2 separate regions of the Homo sapiens genome follow, and region 1 is linked to region 2. A link is a loop called in an ENCODE intact Hi-C map of the cell type or tissue named here. Cell type or tissue: endothelial cell of umbilical vein. All regions are shown on one strand. Links, peaks and the distances in the headings refer to the core of each region. The heading gives the core; the rest is flanking DNA.

The links. A loop is a pair of places that touch in the nucleus more often than their neighbours do. Peaks named below come from ENCODE experiments on the same cell type or tissue, not always from the same donor. Only the 100,000 strongest peaks of a DNase experiment are listed, where the experiment ranks them.
Region 1: a loop joins it to region 2, with 6 times the contacts of the local background. A loop is called at or near these places in 7 of 110 quality-filtered maps.

What each region holds. Positions count from the first base shown.
Region 1 is chrX:43,954,372-43,963,980 of GRCh38, reverse strand. NDP (norrin cystine knot growth factor NDP) reads left to right here. Exons shown (of 3, transcript NM_000266.4): 2 at 5,129-5,509. The coding sequence starts at 5,336. It overlaps NDP-AS1 (NDP antisense RNA 1), which reads right to left. Exons shown (of 6, transcript NR_046631.1): 3 at 9,433-9,465; 4 at 3,087-3,196. Among named protein-coding and RNA genes, the nearest start is that of NDP-AS1, 9.4 kb to the right of the region's middle. In endothelial cell of umbilical vein, for the core only: a CTCF peak has its summit at 5,319 (motif pointing left); a DNase peak (open chromatin) is centred at 5,290.
Region 2 is chrX:43,554,466-43,564,074 of GRCh38, reverse strand. No RefSeq gene overlaps it. Among named protein-coding and RNA genes, the nearest start is that of MAOA, 97 kb to the left of the region's middle. In endothelial cell of umbilical vein, for the core only: CTCF peaks have their summits at 4,278 and 6,056 (motif pointing right); DNase peaks (open chromatin) are centred at 4,204 and 6,064.

The DNA of each region.
Region 1 (9,609 bases), core at 689-8,688, 400 kb before region 2:
TTGGAGATACCTGGAGTTGGCAGGCTGGAGGCCTAGCAGCATTTGCAGTCAGTGCCGCTGCCTCTGGGTCAGCCCAGGCTTGGCTCCTTGGCTGCTACTGATGTGCTGCCAGCTAGGAATATTAAAAACCATTCATTGAACGCACAGGATGCTTTATAAAATCCAACATGCTGTTTACAGTTTATAAATTAACTGCCTTGGGAAGAGGCATTTGACTTATTCTCCAAGGCATCTAGTTGACTAGATCCAATTGGAATCCTTTGAGTTCCTGGGAAGGGGCTACTTAACACTTCACACTTTCTAAATTAGACCTAGAGTTTCTTGCTTTTCTGATCCTAGTACTGTATGAAGTTTTATCTAGGGTTATCTAGCAAGCTTTCTTCCACTTATAAATCTTTGATGTTTTTGCAATTTCTTTGATAGAGGCTTTATGTTCTACTATCTTCACTTTATTTATGCTTCATACCATAATTTTTTAAAAAATTACAATAAATATCAAGTAATTCTGGCTGATATACTGACTCCATTCCAAGGTCATTATATTTTATTTGCTTAACTTGGTCTTCTTAGAAATGATGCAATGAATACTGGATACAAATTAGATGTTCAGAGAGTTTATCAATGTGTCTAAAAACCATCCAGGAAAACAACAGGCCAAGACTCTGCCTGCAGAGTCAGTGAGCTAGAAGAGGGATCGAGGATAGGAACTATATTTTTCCCCTGACCCTATCTCTTATCTGCTAGAGCAAAAGGAGACACACAGTAGGTGCTCAATAAATACATGTTAAAAAATATTTGTTGAAAGAAGCCACAGAAGGGAATATCAGTATACATTAGTATTGAAAACAGCCTAGGGGGAAATATGGATACTGAAGCACCACCCTCCTGTGCCTGGCAAGCAAGGCAAGAATAAGGCCATTCTTGGCACATACCACTTAGCCTGTTGCTGAGATAACTTGCGTGAAACCAGCACTTTACCCTCTGCCAGCCAGAAGGTCAGCCCAAGAGTGAGCTGATCTGTGGGCACAACACCATCTCTCACCCAGGAGGCTGGGCCCGCTGTAAGCTCTGCTATATTATTTCCCTGAGGATGACAGGTGGGGAAATCTGGGCACCAGTTGTTCTTTTCCACTGGTATCATTTGGAAGGTAGCTCCAAAGTCGGGCACGCCAGCCTACGTGCCTCTCCTGCCGGCAGAGGCTCCACATTGGAGCTATTAGAATGTGGGCTCTGTACGTCGGCCAAGTCCATGTCTCAGAGACTGTATCCAGAGCATAGCGTGGCCACAGGGCTACTGAGTTCAGCAAGAGAGTCATTCTCTTGTTCAATCCATTATTGCCTGGGCCAAGGTTCTAAGTCTTCGTAGGCAGCATTTGATTTTATGACACGTCTTAAAAAATTAAGGCAAACTGGAATTAATTTAGTTTTGAGAAAACAACAGAAGCTGCTACAAGGCAGAGATAATTCTAGGCTGCCAGAAAGTGGTGATCTCAGTGGTGTACATTTTCTTAATTCCTGATTTTCCTCTTTGTGAGGTCTTCCTCCCACTCCCATACTTTGCACATTCTCACCTATGCACACCCTGAGCAACACAATGTTGACAACTTGACTTAGCATTGCTCTTTTCTTAAGCTTTGTTTTCATTTCTTCTTCAATACAACAGTGTTGGTTCATTCAATTTGAACACTCAAGGCAAAAAAAAAAAAAAAAATCCCAGGTTATGTTTTCAGAATCTTACCTTTTTGTTTTTGTTTTGAGGGTTCTGTGAGTTTTGTGGCATATTTACATTGTTGCTTACATTCTTATTTCAGAATTTAAGATAAAAACTGGGCAACAACTCTCACGTTTTCTGAGTGTGTTGAAATGAAAAATCTGTTTCTTAGAATTAATGGTAAAGCAACATTTCCTGTCAATCTTTCATTCTTTAATATTACTTCTGGGTTCAGCTCACCATCTCTAAAGAGAAAGCCAGATGATCAAGTTACATTGTATGTGACATTAACTATCTCTTTATCTGTGTAAATGTCATAATATCTGCTTGCAAAGTGTTTTATTCATTTTTAGGAAAAAATTTTAAACTGTGCTTGCAATTCAGGATGGTGCTACTAGGTGGCAGTAATGTACAAGAACTATGTGGTCGCCCTGGAAGAGTATTTGACTAAGAGACTAGCATGCCTTCCCGTAATTATAAGAAATAAAAATATAATATTTTTAAAATACTCAAACTGGCACAAACAGTAAACATCCATTAACTTAGTTACCATATTTAAGCTGAGCTTTTAAAAGAGAAAGCCTTATTTTTTAATGAAATTTTAAATAAAGTATACATTCACAAGCTCAAAAATCTAAAAATACGAAAAGATATATAGTGAAAAGTCTTTCTCTCATGCCTGTCCCTCAACTACCACAGGTAACTAATTTTGTTAGTTTCTTGGGTATCCTTTCAGAGCTTTGCTATACAAATATGTGTTTTTATCTCTCTCCATTTTAACTCAAATCAATACATAGAGTTTCTGCATCCTTCCATATATAGTTGGTTAGTATATTGTTGTGTGAACATTTTAGAATATAATTAACCAGTCCCCTATTAATGGATATTTCATGCTGTTTCCAATTTTATGCTATTTCAGCCATGTGCTCATGTGATTTCACATGTAGGATAATTCACAGAAGTGGAATTGCTGGGTCTAAATTATATACATTTGCATTTTTAAAAGGTATTGCCAGATTGGCCTCTACAGAGTTTGGACCAATTTATACTGAACTTTCTCCAAAATGGACTTGTTTTCCCACAGCCTTGCCAATAGGGTGCATGATCAGACTTCGGAATCTTTGTAAATCTGATTGGTTGAACAATGTATTTCAAAGTACTTTAATTTTCATTCTCTTAAATGAGACTTTTATTCTCTTAAATTCTCTTCTATCTTTAAGGGCCCTTTATATTTCCTTTTTCTGTGGAGAAAGTGGAAATGCCAATAAATACAACGATGCATACACATGTATAGGGTTTTGTTATTGATGTAGCTTGTTTTTGCCATCATGCTGTACATGATGTTCTTTAATTTGCTTTGCTCATTTAACCATACCTCCTGGCCATGGCTCTGAAGAGAAGTTGCTGGCAGTGCAGAAGAAGGGCCAGGACTGGAATGTCTGCTTCTCTCTTCATCCTTTTGCCATTGACTCCTGGGGGAAATATCTGTAGACCGAAGCAGTGAAATCTAATCAATTCTCTTTCTGACACTAATTAAGGCTTCAAAGAGACAGATAACCACTTGGGATAATTTAGTCACAGTGAAACTTGGGAAATGGTCAGTAATATTTCATCCTCTGAAAGTGGACCCCAAGAAAGTTCTGGCTCTTTGAGTTGTTGTCTTGGTAATTTTCAGGGTAACGTGTATAGGAAAACCCAGATTATGCAGATGAAAAGAAAACAAACATGCTCTTCTGCATCCTTTGCAGATTTGAAACTTTGGGCACAGGTTTGATTTATTTCAATGAGATGTTGCTATTAGCATGAACATAAAGTGGTGCAAAGTTGTGCTGGAATATGGTCTCGTCAACTTTGGGCTCACTGTCTGCATATGGAGATGATAGTAACTGAATCCATAGTTATCAAGTGGTGGCATTTTAGAACACAAAGGGACAGCAGATGCCATCTCTGTCAACTCCTTCCCTCTACAGATGAGGAAACTTGGGCTAGAGGAGGTTGAATGACTTGTGTAAGGCTTCCCCAGCTAATTAATGGCAGTGCCAGGACTCAAGTCCAGGTGGGTTCCCTCATTACTGGTCCTTGCCCTTCCTGCAATTTATAGGACTTCCCTGAGGCACATGTGCTGAGGCTTTGCTATTGCCAGGGATTCTGTGCTCTGAAACAGCCCTATCTCACACACCCCTTTCCACTTAGGATCCCCTACCTCACACTTCCAAGACAGCTAATTGAGGCTAAATGGGTCTGATGCCATTCTATTAGTGCAAAATAAATTGGCTTATGCCAACTTGAACTCCTAATCTTGATTTTATCAACACTTTGCCCTGTTTATTCAGACTGTTCATGAGTAGGAAGTTAAGGAAAATGTTGCCTATGAACAAAATGATCAAACTTTTATCTGAAATACCTTTGAAAGTTTTCCCGAAGCTTTAATTATCATGTTCCTTTTGTTTTGGATGTAATAGCAGGCCCTCCCAATTTTCCTAAATGTTTGAAAATATTTTTGATACTTTCTGTCTTCTGTTGTGGTTAAAAAAAAGAAGGCACCAGTGTTGGCTATGCCTGGGGAGTTAGTGAGGTAATCTGGAGAGATCTCTGGACCCCAGTCCTTTGTCCAAGAGGTATGGTCAAAAGAACAAAGCAAATTTCAGAAAAACCGGTATAATATGATCCTATTTTAATGGTAAGTCTGTTCCAACAACTGCTTTCTTTTTCGAATTACACCATGTGCCCAGGCTACAAAGGCTCTGCAGAAATGTGACTCTGTTGGCAAATACGCGTGTGATACCTTAACCATGCTGGAGGCCAGTTAGCATAATGTGTATTTCAGATGCAGTTTGTCATCAGTGCTGGGTGCTATGGGGCTTAAAACAAAAACAGGATGAGCCTAGAGCACAGAAGTGGAAAATTAGGTGGGTGGGTGAGTATGGACTTGGAAATGGAAAATGTGCTTCCCTGTGGGACATGGCTTGTGTTCATTAGTGCTGACCTGCCTCCTCTCTAGCCCTGTAAGCTGACGCTGACACCAAAGCTTGCTGAGAAACTGAATAGACCCTCCCGCCCCGACCAACCAAGGACAAAGATGAGACCACCCAATTCGGTTACGTTGTTGCCAGAACAACATGTTTAATCTTTAACATGGGTTCAAACTATTCTTGGCCCTAGGAACATGGACTTCAGCAATTAAAGTCAACATGTGCTTCCATTAAACCATTGTGTCCACCTCCAAATGGTTATAAATATGTAGCATAAGCTATGGGAGTTGGGGTGGAATGGATGACAGCCTTTGCTAATGACGCTCTAGAAACCAATATTCTCCTCTCAAAATAACATGGAAAAATTCTACTTAATACCTCCTGGGTTCCATTAGTGGTTCTGGGTAAATAATTCTGGGGAAAGTAATTTCTGTTTTCATTCCAGCTGTGCAGCAGATACTGTGATGATGGATTGCAAGTGCAAAGAGTAAGACAAAACTCCAGCACATAAAGGACAATGACAACCAGAAAGCTTCAGCCCGATCCTGCCCTTTCCTTGAACGGGACTGGATCCTAGGAGGTGAAGCCATTTCCAATTTTTTGTCCTCTGCCTCCCTCTGCTGTTCTTCTAGAGAAGTTTTTCCTTACAACAATGAGAAAACATGTACTAGCTGCATCCTTTTCTATGCTCTCCCTGCTGGTGATAATGGGAGATACAGACAGTAAAACGGACAGCTCATTCATAATGGACTCGGACCCTCGACGCTGCATGAGGCACCACTATGTGGATTCTATCAGTCACCCATTGTACAAGTGTAGCTCAAAGGTAAGACCAAGGTCTCTGTGAGGAGAGCATTTCCCTCAGAAACAGGCAAGAAGCCATATTTCTTTGTCAGGGGATGGAGAACTAAGATCATAGCCCAAACTTAAGTGATGTGGCTGGCCCACAGGGCTTGTGGGAGAATGAGGCTTTTAGAATTTCCCCCCGTGCTTTGCACTGTTATCAGTAAAAGTGCCTAATCAATCATGTGCACACCCATCCAGTGGGACAGGTGTCCTTTGTCCCTGGCTGTGATGTTTATGAGTGGTAGTGTGCTTTTCCAAAAAAGAAAAATGGAGTTTACAAGTCATCATAACTCTCTAGCTCCATCATCAATAAAGAGGAAGAGAATGCAAAGAATGCGATTGAGCAGTGGAACATACTTCTTGGAGGGCTCTTTAAAGAGATTCTTGGTGAAATAACTGGCTTTGTGGTCTGAGCCTTTCTTCAGGTGCTACATTTCTGTTCAAATGATTTCAAAAGATAAGATGGCAATATGATCATTTATCATTTTTACATTGCTTATCCAAATCGTTCTCATTTGGAAAAGGATGCATGTTTCTTGCAGAGGCAGTCCGTGCCTCAGTGGTGTGCAAGGGAATATCATGCTTAAAAGGCCACCAAGAGTGGCCAGCTACATGGACCACCCAGAAGGGAGGCACATTGTAGGGTGGAACATACGAGATCTCACGACTGTCACTGCCCCTAAACAGGCACAATGAATGAAATTTGTCCACACTTGGTAAATAATAATTTGTTTAGCCCAACCTCAGAGATTTTTACATTTAGTTTTGAGATGAAAATCACTTAAACATTCTCGTATGGCAAGTAATTTTTGAAATTACCAGTATAATTAAGAATTTTTTATAGTATCAATCACCAGAATTAAGACCATATAAGCCAATCCCTCCACTCTCCATTCAAAAACATTATGACTTTTGTATGCCTTGAAAATTTCCATTAATTTCTCTGATTATAGCTCAGTGATGATGATTCATTTTAGTTTAGGAGGATCAGAATTCGAGTTAAATCATTTTAACCATTATATTAATAAGATCTATGACTGTGGGAAAAAATAGAGATTTTCCACTTAATAAAAACTTTCTGGCTCTTATTTGTGCTTGTAGAACCAAAAAAAAATGGAGTAAATAGATGAACATAAATTTTTGCAGGGCCACAATTCCTTCTTAGGAAAGGGAAACTAAAACAAATTGAGAAAAAACATGAGAAGTGCTTTTACAAGTGTGATTGCTCAGAAATTGTGGGCCCATGTAAGGTTGACTGCAGCAATTATTAGTTTCTCCTTCCCTCCCCCTTCAGAAACAGACAGCATGAATATTTAGTGATTTTATTCCATGGATAATTTCTTTCCGTATTGAGTTGTCCTCCATAATCGTGATTCTTTTTTAAAAAAAGGAATTAAAATTATTTCAAAGAAAGTGTCACTATGATGATAGAAAGGAACAAAGAAATAGGAGCATCTATAAAAACTAGAAAACAATCTGGAAAGACTGGACAAAATGATGGAGGAGTACTTTGGCAACAATCACATTAATCTAGCGAAGGTCAAAGAAGAGACATCATGAACTCAAACCGAAGAAATTCACATGTGAATTCTGAGCATGAGTCTTAGAAACAGACTTTAGTGTACTGTTATTCACCTTTGTTTCTTCCAGAAAGCCATGGCAAATAACAGCGCAAAATTGTGATAGCAGGAGAAATGTTTGTAATTTCATGGGAACAATCTGTTTTCAAACATCCCAAACTATCCCAAATATAGCAATAGTTTTATGTAAATGGTGCTTGCAATTATAAACCTTTCTTCCCTGGCCATAAAATATGCCTGGCAAAATCTCAACTACCCAGACCTTTTCTAGGTTAGATTTTTCTCTATGTATCCAGGAGCAAAACTGTTTTCATTTGGAAATGTTCTATAATTCTTAACTCTTACATTCTCGGGCTGATCTTTTCTCTAATGGGTCTCACTTAATGAAATTGTTTGCCTTTAGAGACTTGGATAAAACATTTAGCCTATGTCTAGAAAAGAGGCAACAACAATCTACCCTAGCTTCTTTTTACAAAGAAAAGACTGGGATAGATTTTTTTGTCTCTATAAAAATTATCCCTTGACATCATGTTCAAGGGTCATTATTTATTAAACATGTGCCTACTGTTTGCCTGCCAATTGTTAATGCTTTCTGACTCACATTTATCCATTATCTGGCCTTGTAAAGGCAAGAAAGGGAGAATGTGACCCAGGCTCAGGGAAGGGAGTGTACCTGCTTGAACACCTAATATATGTGTCAGGCACCTCATATTGTATATTATAATCATTGCCAAGAAACCTGTGATGGCAGGCATTATTATTCCCATTATCCTGGTAAGGAAAACTGAAGCCCAAAATAATTAGATTGCTTGATATCATATAGCCAGGGAGTGGCAATGTCTGCCTTACAGCATTCATCTTCCCACTACTTGGATCTTCATATTGGAGGAACACAAGTAGAATGTAGGAGCCATCACATAGAAGTTCAGGCTCTGCTTCTGATCTGCTGGCAGTAATAATTTATACTCAGCAATGTTTCTAGAAAAAATAAATAATAGTGAAAGCCTTTCTGGGAGCTTTCAATGAGACTGTTCATCCCAGCCCTGAACTTGCAGCTGGCCAGTCCTAGGTCCCTGCTGCCCATCTCCTAGCAATTCCGGAAAGGACTGAGAGGGAGTCAGGCAGAAAAGACTGGCCACAGTGGCCCACCAAAGAGGACAGTGTGGCCACAGATTAGGATGTGCCTGATAGTTTTAAGTGGTGGCACCTCCTGGGTTTGGGTACAAAAGATCCTGGGAGTAGCAGGTTCATTTATAATCTTCATGGAAGACTAAGTTTCTCTAAAATTTGGAGTAAAGGCTGTAGAGCAAACAGGCAAAAGACCAGTTGATAGTGGAAACAGACTGCCTGGTGGAATCTCTATGAGAACTGAGGCATGCCAGGCTTTGAAGTGAGAGAGACCTGGTTTCCAATTCCAGCTCCATGGCTTGCCGAATGAGTGACTTTGAGGAAGTTCAGTAACTTCCTTCTTTGTGCCTCAGTTTCTTCCCATGCAAAATAGAGCTGTCTACCTGAGGGTATGGGTATGGGTGTTGGTGATTTGTAAAGCATCCAGCGGTGTCCAGCACATAATAGCCATTTAATAGAAGATATTATGATCTTGATGATAAAGTTATAAACTAAGCAGGTGTTTAGACTCAATTTTCTATTTCAGTCACAACTGAGATCTCAATAACTGCTGGGATCTCCTATAGCCTTAAAAGATTAGGAAAATGAACCTTATTGTAGTTCTTGTTAAGCACAGGGTGGGGCAGAAGAGCAAAGTAAATGTAAGCCACTGTGCTGGGTGCTAACAGGGAGGATAAAAGTAAAAGAGAAACAGCCCCGATATCTGTCTAACCTTCCTTCCCAGATGAGTGGAGGAAGGAGGGGCTGGAGGGGGATGAGTTTTGGACTTGGGCCAGGGAGGGGATTTCAGGAATGGAGGGTGGGAAAGCAAACTGGCAGGGAAGACCTGGAAAGTCTCAGTTGGGTGAGGAGTGGGGGATGCTGGCCCCAGGCCAGGGCATGGAACCAGGGCATGACTATCTGAACCGGTAAGGGCCACAGGAGCAGGTGGGGAACTGGAAGAGCAACAACAAAGGATAAGGAGGAAGAGGTTTGGGAGACAAAACCTAGGAAAAGAGGACCTGGTATGCTAAGGGCTGAGTCCTAACAGCTTCCTAACAGGACCCCCAAGCCATCTTCTACTGCTACCCACCAAGCTCATGGTGTGATAGGAGAAATGGAGGGAGTCAGGAAAATTGTGTTTATAATACAATAGACTTCTTGAGAGATATAATTTGATTTTTTTAAAAGGAACAAATTTATACTGAGTGCCTACCATGTCCAGGTGCTGTGGAAGGTGCTGGAGACTCTAAAGTGGAAAGAAAGAAAAAAGAGACAATTTTTTTGCCTTCATGATGCTTACAAGAAAATGGGGAGAGAGGGAGGAGGGGTGTTCTGTGCACAAAGATCAGTTTGTATCTGTTTGATTCATGACCGGAGTGAAGGGACCAGT
Region 2 (9,609 bases), core at 599-8,598:
CTATCCTGATTTTTGTAAAGAAGTCAGTTGGGCATTTGTAACTTCCTGCTCTTTAGGACTTTGCTACTAAACTGGGGACCATGAATTGACAGAATAGGCATAACTCAGGAGGTTCCTAGAAATGTAGATGCTCAGGCCCTACTCAGGACTTGCTGAATCAGAATCTGCTTTGTAACAGGGTCCCCAAGTGATTCATATGCATGTTAGAGTTTGAAAAGAAGTACCCTAGGTCAGTGATTCTCAAGCAGATGCCCACTCAGGGTTTCTTGTTAGCCTTATGAAACAGAATGAGTCTGGAGATGCTAAAACTTCTCCTCAAGAGGACAGTGCCCAAAACTATGCCTTACCTTTGCAGGAACAAGATATGGAGAAGCTGGCCCTATTTTCTTTCATCAATCCCTTTAGAGATAGGGTCTCTTTTTTTCCCTCAGAAGAAGTCTGATGGCCAGTCAGGAGGAGACTTAATAGTCCTATCACCAGAGTCATTATCTAGTGTCAGTATCACTAGAGTTAAAATTATGAGCAACAGAAAACTGGTTCTCCATATCCTGGATGAGGGGCAGGGTTAGGGATGGGTGGTATAAGCTTGACTAATATGTATTTCCTGCTGTCAAGGATCTCTATTCCTTTCAGGAAAGGAAAGATGTTTTCATTCCACCCGAAAATAGTTACTTTCCTACTTTAATGTAAATAGCAAAAGGCTGAGGGATAGATGTCTGTGTTAGTCAGGGTTCTTCAGAGAAACAGAACCAGTAGGATGTGTGTGTATGTAGAGCCACTTAAGGAATAGACTCATGTGATTATGGAGGCTGGCAAGTCCAAAATCTACAGTTCAGGTCTGAATTCCTTCAGACTGGAAACCCAGGGAAGAGCTGATGTTGCAGTTCAAGTCAGAAGACCATCGGCTGGCCAGATTCCTCTTTGCTTGGGGGGAGTTGGTCTTTTCTTCAATTCAGGCCTTCAGCTGATTGGATGAGGCACACTCACATTATGGAGGGAAAGTCCACCAATTTAAATGTTAATCTCATCCAAAAACACCTTCAGAGAAACATCCAGAATAATGTCTGACTGAATATCCCGGCATTGTTTGCCCAGCCAAGTTGACATGTAAAATTAACCATCACAATCTTTCTTTGCCCACTGCCTTTCTTCGCTCACTGCCTTTCTTCATGCTCCTCTTGAGCAATGCTGGCTGCCAGAGCTGTATCTCAAGCCTTTCTTTAGAGCCTCTGTATTGCAGACTTGTCTATCCCACTGGTATTTCAAATTCACTATGGCCAAGATGTCTGATTTTTTTTCTCATCACCTGCCTACCCATAACCCCCCCCCCTTTTTTTTTTTTTTTTGGTATTCAGGACCACAGTCAATGGTATTCTTATCCAATTCATCATGTAAGGCAGTAACCTGAGAGGATCTTCAATGCTTTCATCACCTTCCCTTCCCCCATGTCCTCCTCCCCAGTGCCCTCATTACCAAAGGAAGATGTTTTAAGTACAGCAACACTTGCCTAAGAAATACCAAAACTAAATGTTGTGCGTCATTGCAACTGTCTGTAAACAGATGAAGTATTTTTGTTTTCAAAAAACTAAAACCACACTGTTTGAGTGCCCCTGGTAAGCCAAACACTGACTGGACCTAACTGATGATGCTTTCCTCACCAATGAATAATAGGAATTGAGTAAACCAACCTTGTCAGACCTATGGATTCATTCTATGTTAGCCAGAGTGCTAGTTTTTAATCCTCAATTAGTATAACCACTATGAAACCTGCTGCCTGGTATTTAAAAACTATTTTTTTCTCTCAGTGAAGAAATCAGTGCATTTCTTCAAAGGCATGCTTTCCTTTGCCTAGGAAGTTAATCGACTAAATGTCTTAGTCCATTTTGTGTTACTAGAACAGAATACCTGAGACTGGACAATTTATAAACAAAATAAATTTGGCTCATGGTTCTGGAGGCTGGGAAGTCCAAGATTCAGGGTCCGCCTGTGGTGAAATCCTTCATGTTGCATCATCCCATGGTGGAAGGCATCACATGGTGAGAGAAGGTGAGAGTGCACAAGGTACAGCGAGAAAAAGAGGGCCAAACTCTTGGGCTAACTAGTCCACCCCTGTGATAATGGCATTAATCTATTCATGAGGAAAAAGTCCTCATGACCTAATCACCTCTTAAAGGTCTTACCTCTTTTTTTTGAGATGGAGTTTCACTCTTGTTGCCCATGCTGGAGTGCAATGGTGCAATCTTGGCTCACCGCAACCTCTGCCTCTCGGGTTCAAGAGATTCTCCTGCCTCAGCCTCCTGAGTAGCTGGGATTACAGGCATGCACCACTATGCCTGGCTAATTTTGTATTTTTTTAGTAGAAACGGGATTTCTCCATGTTGGTCAGCCTGGTCCTGAACTCCCGACCTCAGGTGATCCGCCTGCCTCAGCCTCCCAAAGTCCTAGGATTACAGGTGTGATCCACCGCACCCAGCCAAAGGTCTTACCTCTTAAAGGTCCTATCTTTTAATACTGTTGCAATGACAGTTAAATTTCAACATGAGTTTTAGAGGAAACATTCAAACCATAGCACCCAATTTTGTAATTTTTAAACCTCTGGTGGTTTTATTTTATTCCTTGACATCCCTAATATTTGAATATCCAGGTCTATTGATGTTTTACCTTCTAAATATTTATCATATGCATTCCAAGTACCGTGAATCTGGTTCAACATGGACACATAGAGGGGAACTACACACACTGGGGCCTATTGGAGGATGGAAGGTGGGAGGAGGAAGAGTATCAGGAAAAATAACTAATGGATACTAGGCTTAATACCTGGCTGATGAAATAATGTGTACAACAAACCCCATGACACATATTTACCTATGTAACAAACCTGCACATTGTGCATATGTACCCCTGAACTTAAAACTTAAAAAAAAAAAATCTGGTTCAAATTGCCATGTCTTTAGGTTGTGGTAAATTTTTCCTAACTGGTTTCCATGTTGCTAACTTTATGCCTTAACTACTGTCTTAAATCTCTATGTTGGGTAGAAATTATATTCAAGATTCTAAACCACTTAACTAATCGGTGCCCTTTAAGAACTGCCTTTATTCCTCAGACATAAGTTTAAGATGCTAGGTGCCAGATCAAGAGAACCTCGTGTCTCATATTAACTCCTTGTCACCTTTAACTGAACTGCCACGTCTAGTCTTATAACTTATTTTCTGGTGGTACTGAATTACTCATAGTCCTCTGTGAAAACATGCCACAGCCTTCATGTAAACCACTCCTTGCTATTCCTTGTTTTATATGAGCTTAGTTGTAGAGGATGAATATAATTTAGCCAGGTGTTGTGTCAGGCAGGATCCCAACAGGAAACAGATGGCATACACGAATTAGGATCATTTAAGGAGGGTTTATTTACAAAGGGTTTAATTAAAGCATAGGTGGGGTGAAGAGGACTACAAGAGAGTGCAGGAACCCAAGACTAGAAGCAGCTACTACTACCACTAGGCTAGAAGAGATGAGGGGAAGGAAAGGTTGCTGGAAACTAGAATGAGAGAGAATCCTGTAGAGCAGGCCCATTGAGAGGAACAGATCTTCCGCAACAGGGCCAGGCCAAGGCAACATCACAGGAGGGAGTCCTGGGAATAAAAGCCTGAGCACATTTACCTATTTCCTTGTCATCTTGCCAACATTTTCACAGGTGCCTTTATCTTCTGGCTTCCAATCTATACAGATCAGCATCTCTGGACAGGGAGAGGTAAGGAAAAGGGTAGAAAAAGTAGATCTGGAGGGGAAAGGAAAATACCCAACGTGGGCTCATTCCAAAAACCTTGGGCCTTGATCTTTTGTTTTTCCTCATGTAAGCGCATATATTTAATCTCTCTTACTAGACTATGTCTCAAGGAAAGAGATTGCTTTACCCAGCTTTGGGTCCACAGAGCCCCAAACATAGGAAGTTTCATTGAGTTTAACTGGCCAGGTTCACCTATATCTTTTCCTATCCTTCCCTTGCCTTTGGAAGCACCCTTTCTTGAATTATTGCCTCTTGATTACCTTGTGCTTGGTGTGTCTCTCTTGGCCCCAGGCATGGTGTTACTACACTAGGCTTCATCTTGAATTGAGGTGGGGACCCTGGCAATCAAAGCCAACTTCTGCCAGATGCCCAGGAGAGTGAAGAGAAGAAAGCAGAAGGTCTTTTCCACGAGGTGGTCTTTTGCTGCCACCTTCTGGCATCCTTTCACTACACCCCAGATTCTCAGGAAATTGAATCAAGTCACACCTCCCCAGGGGAGGTGGGCCCAGGGGGAGTGAAAGAAGCAGACCTTACTCAAAGACAAGAAGGCTCAGCTGGCCCTGGTCTCCTGTTGGTTAGAGGGCAGCAAAAGCTAGCATTTCAAGAAGCAATAAAATACAATTTTTCTAGTCTTTAGATGCCGAAACCTAAACTTTGGTTTCATCCTCTTACTACAGCTCTAATTCAAAAAAAAAAAAAAAAAAAAAGAAATGCCAGCGACAGCCACCTCTTTGCCTCTCCACCAACTTCTGTACAACTGCCAGCACAGATATGGAGATATCCTACTTCTCTGCCATGCTTGGAGTGGTTGCCCAAAGGGCAGGAACTGACTTATAGGTTTTTAATTTTTTTATGTGTGGTTATATATATATATATAAACATAAAGCCATTGTAACTATTTTTAAGTGTGTAATTCAGTAGCATTAAGTACATTCACATTGTTGTGCAACCATTGCCACCATCCATCTCTAGAACTTCCTTATCATCCTAAACAGAAAATCTCTACCCATTAAACAATAACTCCTCATTCTTCCTACCCCCAGCTCCAGTAAACTCTATTCTACTTTCTGTCTTTATGAATTTGCCTATTCTAGGTACTATATAGAAGTGGGATTATACAATATTTGTCCTTTTATGACTGGCTTATTTCACTTAGTATAATGTCCTCAAGATTCATCAATGTTGTAGCATGTATCAGAATTTCATTCCTTTTTATAGCTGAGTAATATTCCATTGTATGTATATAAATGTGCAGAAAATATTGAAGGATACAATAAATAGCAAAAAATAAATGGTATAAAAATGTTAGAGAGATTAAGAAATTTTAATAACTGAAATTGCAGTTATAGTTAAACTTCCTTTATTCCCCTTCCCAATCCTATTCTCCCTCCTCCCTCCCTAAAGGTAATCACTACCCTGAAGTTGATGGGTTTCTTCCCATTTTATATTTTTATATTATATGTTTAGTTTTCCAAAACAATATATAGTATTCTCTTGTGTTTTTATATTCAATAAATAGCATACTCTATGTGACATTCTGAAGTTTCCATGTCTCACTGTTGTTTTCAAGATTTATCCATGTTGATGCATGTGGTTCTAGTGCATTTCATTTTACTGTTTTATCCTTTTAAGTATGTGCATGTGACATATTAGCCATCATCCTATTGCTGAACATTTAGGATGTTTCCAGGTTTTTTTTTTTTTTGCTGTTACAAATAATGCTGCCATGTATTATTTGTATCCTTACCACATTTCTTTGAGCACAGGCTTTTCCTGGGGTCTGGAATACATACCCTGAACTAGAATTGCTGAGCTACAGGCCATGCACATCATCACTTTTACCAGATTCTGCTAAATGTCTATTGGTACAGCAAAATAGCACTTCAAATTTGGACAGCAGTGTTTGAAAGTCCCAATTTTTCCATACTCATCTCCAATTAGTATTATCAGTCTTTTTACTATTTCTCAGTCTGTTGGATAAAAATGGTATAATGGTATCTAATTGCTTCAGTTTTCATTTCTTTGGTTTTTAGGGGAGATAAGCATCTTTAGTATGTTTATTAGTCATTTGGAGTTTCTTATCTATAAAAATTCTAAGACTCATTTATATTTTAGAGTTTGAAGGAGTTCTAAAACCTATCCGCCCAATGAAAACTTATTATGGGTGTTTACCTATTTCCTTTATGAAGGCTTATTTATGGGTGTTTACCTATTTCCTTTTAGTGAGAGAACTTCAATTTCATGTTTCAGGGCTTGCTGCCACCAGATGTCAGCACTGTACCATAATCTCAGAGCCCAGCTTTGCCGGAAACGTGTTTTCCGTGATTCAAGATGGTGGGTCTTAATCATGTTTGGTAATACAATTGGATTTCTGCACATTTGTGCAAATAACTTGTAAAAATTCAAATATACTTAAGTAAATTATATTCTTTAGAACAAAGTTTTAAAGCAAGTTGAGCCCTGAGTCTAAATATCTGCATACATATTAGATTTCTGATTTCTACTGTGTCAATCTTAAAATTAGATGGTAACAAAATGTTAAAGCCAACATCTTTCGAATGATTATGTGCAGAGAACTGAGCTAAGCGCTTTTGACATATAGCCACGTGATTCTTACTGCAGTTATGTAAGGCAGGCGTCCTCACCTCATCTATCAAAAAGGGATAACTGAGACATAGAGAGGTTAAGTCAGTTGCTCACTAGCACACAGCTAGTTAAATGTCACATCTAAGGTCTTTCAACACAGGCAGGTTGCTTTCAAAGTCTGTATTCCCTGCTATTATGCTACTCTGGCTCTCAACATATGGAATTCTGCAATCAGCCTGTGTCCAAATCCCCTAGGGAGTTTGTGCTTAGGGATAAGAATAAACTTGAGCTAACAAGGGGGAATCCTTTCTAAAACTGTCTCCTGGTGGTGGAGGCGCATCTGCTTATTTCTGAGGTCAGCTGTATCTTCTAGTAAGAAGGCTTTTTTTCTTTTTTTAATCTTCCTTCTTTCAAAATCAGTTTCTAAAATAATAACCCAATTTTTTTTTTCACTCTGCCTCTTGGCAAACTTTCTCTGAATTTTACAGCATCCAACAAAAAATACCTGTGTGCTAATGCTGTATGTGTCAGGGTATTTTCCAGCGTATTTGCCACCTTCCCGTTAGTACCTATGCTCACAATATACCTTCACTTGGAAAGAAGACATTGCCTTGTCTCTCTGCTTCTTATCTTTTGTGCTCACAACAGATTAGCACCAGGCGGATAACAGATATAAGAGGGTGTGGTCTAAATACTAGAGAGAAGTAGAGACACCTGACCCCTGCCTTCAAGCTTCGGAGTGCTCACTCCTCACTTTTCACCCCCATTGTCCAGTCACTGTGTTTCACTAAACATGGGGCAATATGATCTCTGCATGGGTAGCAAGAGTCTGTCTGTGAGCTTCTTGCCTCTGCTCAGTGGAGCTAGGGGTCACCAGGTTTCCCCTTCGATGAAAGATCAAGAAGTCTCTTGGGAAATAACTCCTCCAAACAAAGTGGATTGTCTCAACTGTCCTTCCTAATAACAATGCCCATGTTAATCGGGGTTGGGATGATTTTGAGTATTAACATGTCCTACTGCTCAGCCAGTTCTCCAATCTAATCCCCACTGACTGACGCTGAAGTCCTGGGGTGAGAAAACTACAGGAAAAAACTGGCAGAATAGCTGCATTGAAATGCTTTTACTCAGGATCTAAAACAGTGCAGCTTTGTTTTGGAGTAGCATTTAAAATGCCAAGATGAGGAAAGAGGAATTGTCTCTGCTTCTGAGGAAAACATAGCCCAGATATGGTAGAACAAAGGCTCTAAATAACCCAGTGAGTTGCCCTGTTATGTTATCTCACCCGTGGCAGTGCCAAGGCTCTCACCTATGATGACAGAGTTGTTATAAACTGAAGGACATTGCCTCTTGAGGGCATGGGTGGCCTGACATCTCAGCTACAGGGAAACACAGCAGAAAAAAGAAATGGCTAATGCCATGGAGTGGCAAAAAGAAATATTTCTGTGGGCTCAGGCAAGGTGTCCCTTGGAGACTCCTAGAAATAGTGCCTCTGTCCTTTCCTCTCCCTCCACCCCAACCCGAAGATCTTACTTTAGCAGGCATGGGAAAAAGATTCAGAGAAATATTACTGATGATTGTGATTTGTACAAGTCCATATTCAAATGAAATCCCCAGGAATCAAGACAGATCATACAAAAACAAATTAGAGTAATTTTCCCTTAGGAGTTCTTGTTGGGGTGTTCAAAACATAGCTTTACAAATCAACATTTTCTGATCACATTAGATTCAGGGAAAAAAAATAATGCCCCCCCAAGTACAATGCCCCAAGCTGCTCTTGTCCTTCTTCTTCTTCTTCTTTTTTTTTTTTTTTTTGAGACAAGGTCTCACTCTGTCACTCAAGCTGCAGTGCAGTGTCACAATCATGGCTCACTGCAGCCCTGATCTCCCAGGCTCAGGTGATCCTCCCACCTCAGCCTCCTGAACAGCTATGACTACAGGCACATGCCACCACACCCGGATAATTTTTGGTATTTAATATTTTTTGTAGAGACAGGATTTTGCCATGTTGTCCAGACTGGTCTCGAACTCCTGGGCTCAAACAATCCACCTGCCTTGGCCTCCCAAAGTGCTAGGATTACAGGCATGAGCCACTCCACCCAGCCCTCTTGTCTTCTTAGATTCATATTAGCAGAGAGTTTAGCCCCTCTCTCTCTAGGTTTTCTTCTTTGTAACAAGCACAAGAATAGTGGTTTAGCCAATCCTACAATCCTAAGGGTCCACCTTGCTGCACCCTGAGGAGGAGAAAAGCAAAGAAATTGCTTGGAACTCCAAAGGGTTCTACTTGTCTTGCCCTTGTGGGGGCCAAGGCCCTCACTGAAAAATCATGGACATGAGGCAGATTGATTAATAGGAGAAAAGGCATACAAATTTATTTAACATGTATACATGGGATCCTTCAGAAGGAAGATCCAACCCCCCAACAGAGTACAGAAGTTTATCTATTATCTCGAGGCAATAGAAAGAATGCAGGCTCAGAGCATGGCCCAAAACAGATATGTTGGTAAATCAGGTTTTCGTGGCAAGACAGGTCATGGGAGTGAGAAAGGAAGAGGTTTGGCTAGCAAAAGTAGTCTTGTTATATAGATGAAGCCTCATAGGTAGTAGCCCTCAGAGGGAATAAATTGTAAGTGTTTCTTTTCAGACTTTTAAAGTTATCAGACTTTTAGTAGACTTCTTCCAGATCCAGGAAAAGCCTAGAAAGGGAAGGCCTGGCTGCTTTAGTAGAGATTCTCTACAGATACAAATTTCTTCCATCTCAATCTTCTGGCTCTATGACAGCGATTTCAAAATTTGTCAAAGAAATATATTTTGGGGTAAAATATTTTGATTTCCTTTACCATGCAATTCAATTCTGTTTCTATTAAGTGACCTGTGATAGCTGAGGTGCTCTCTTTGATATGGTGCTAGAATCTCCTTTTACCCATATTACAGATTATCTCACATTTGCCTTGGTCTCCAAGTTACAGTTCTTCACTTACAAGGCTTTGTTAGTTAGTATCTCCACTCACAGGTACTTCTTTGGGGTTAAATCCCATGACCAGGAGAAGATTTTGTGTAGAATCTTCAGTTGGTCTTTTCGTAAACCCAGGACCATATTCTCTTTTGGCAATGTAAATACTGGTGCAGAAGCCAGCATCCTGATCAAGTCTCTTTCTATTCTCAGGAAAATTTTTTCATCAACGTATGGCTTTCTTTTCTAACATTAGGCCTCAGACAGAAATACTTCCAAACACCAAAA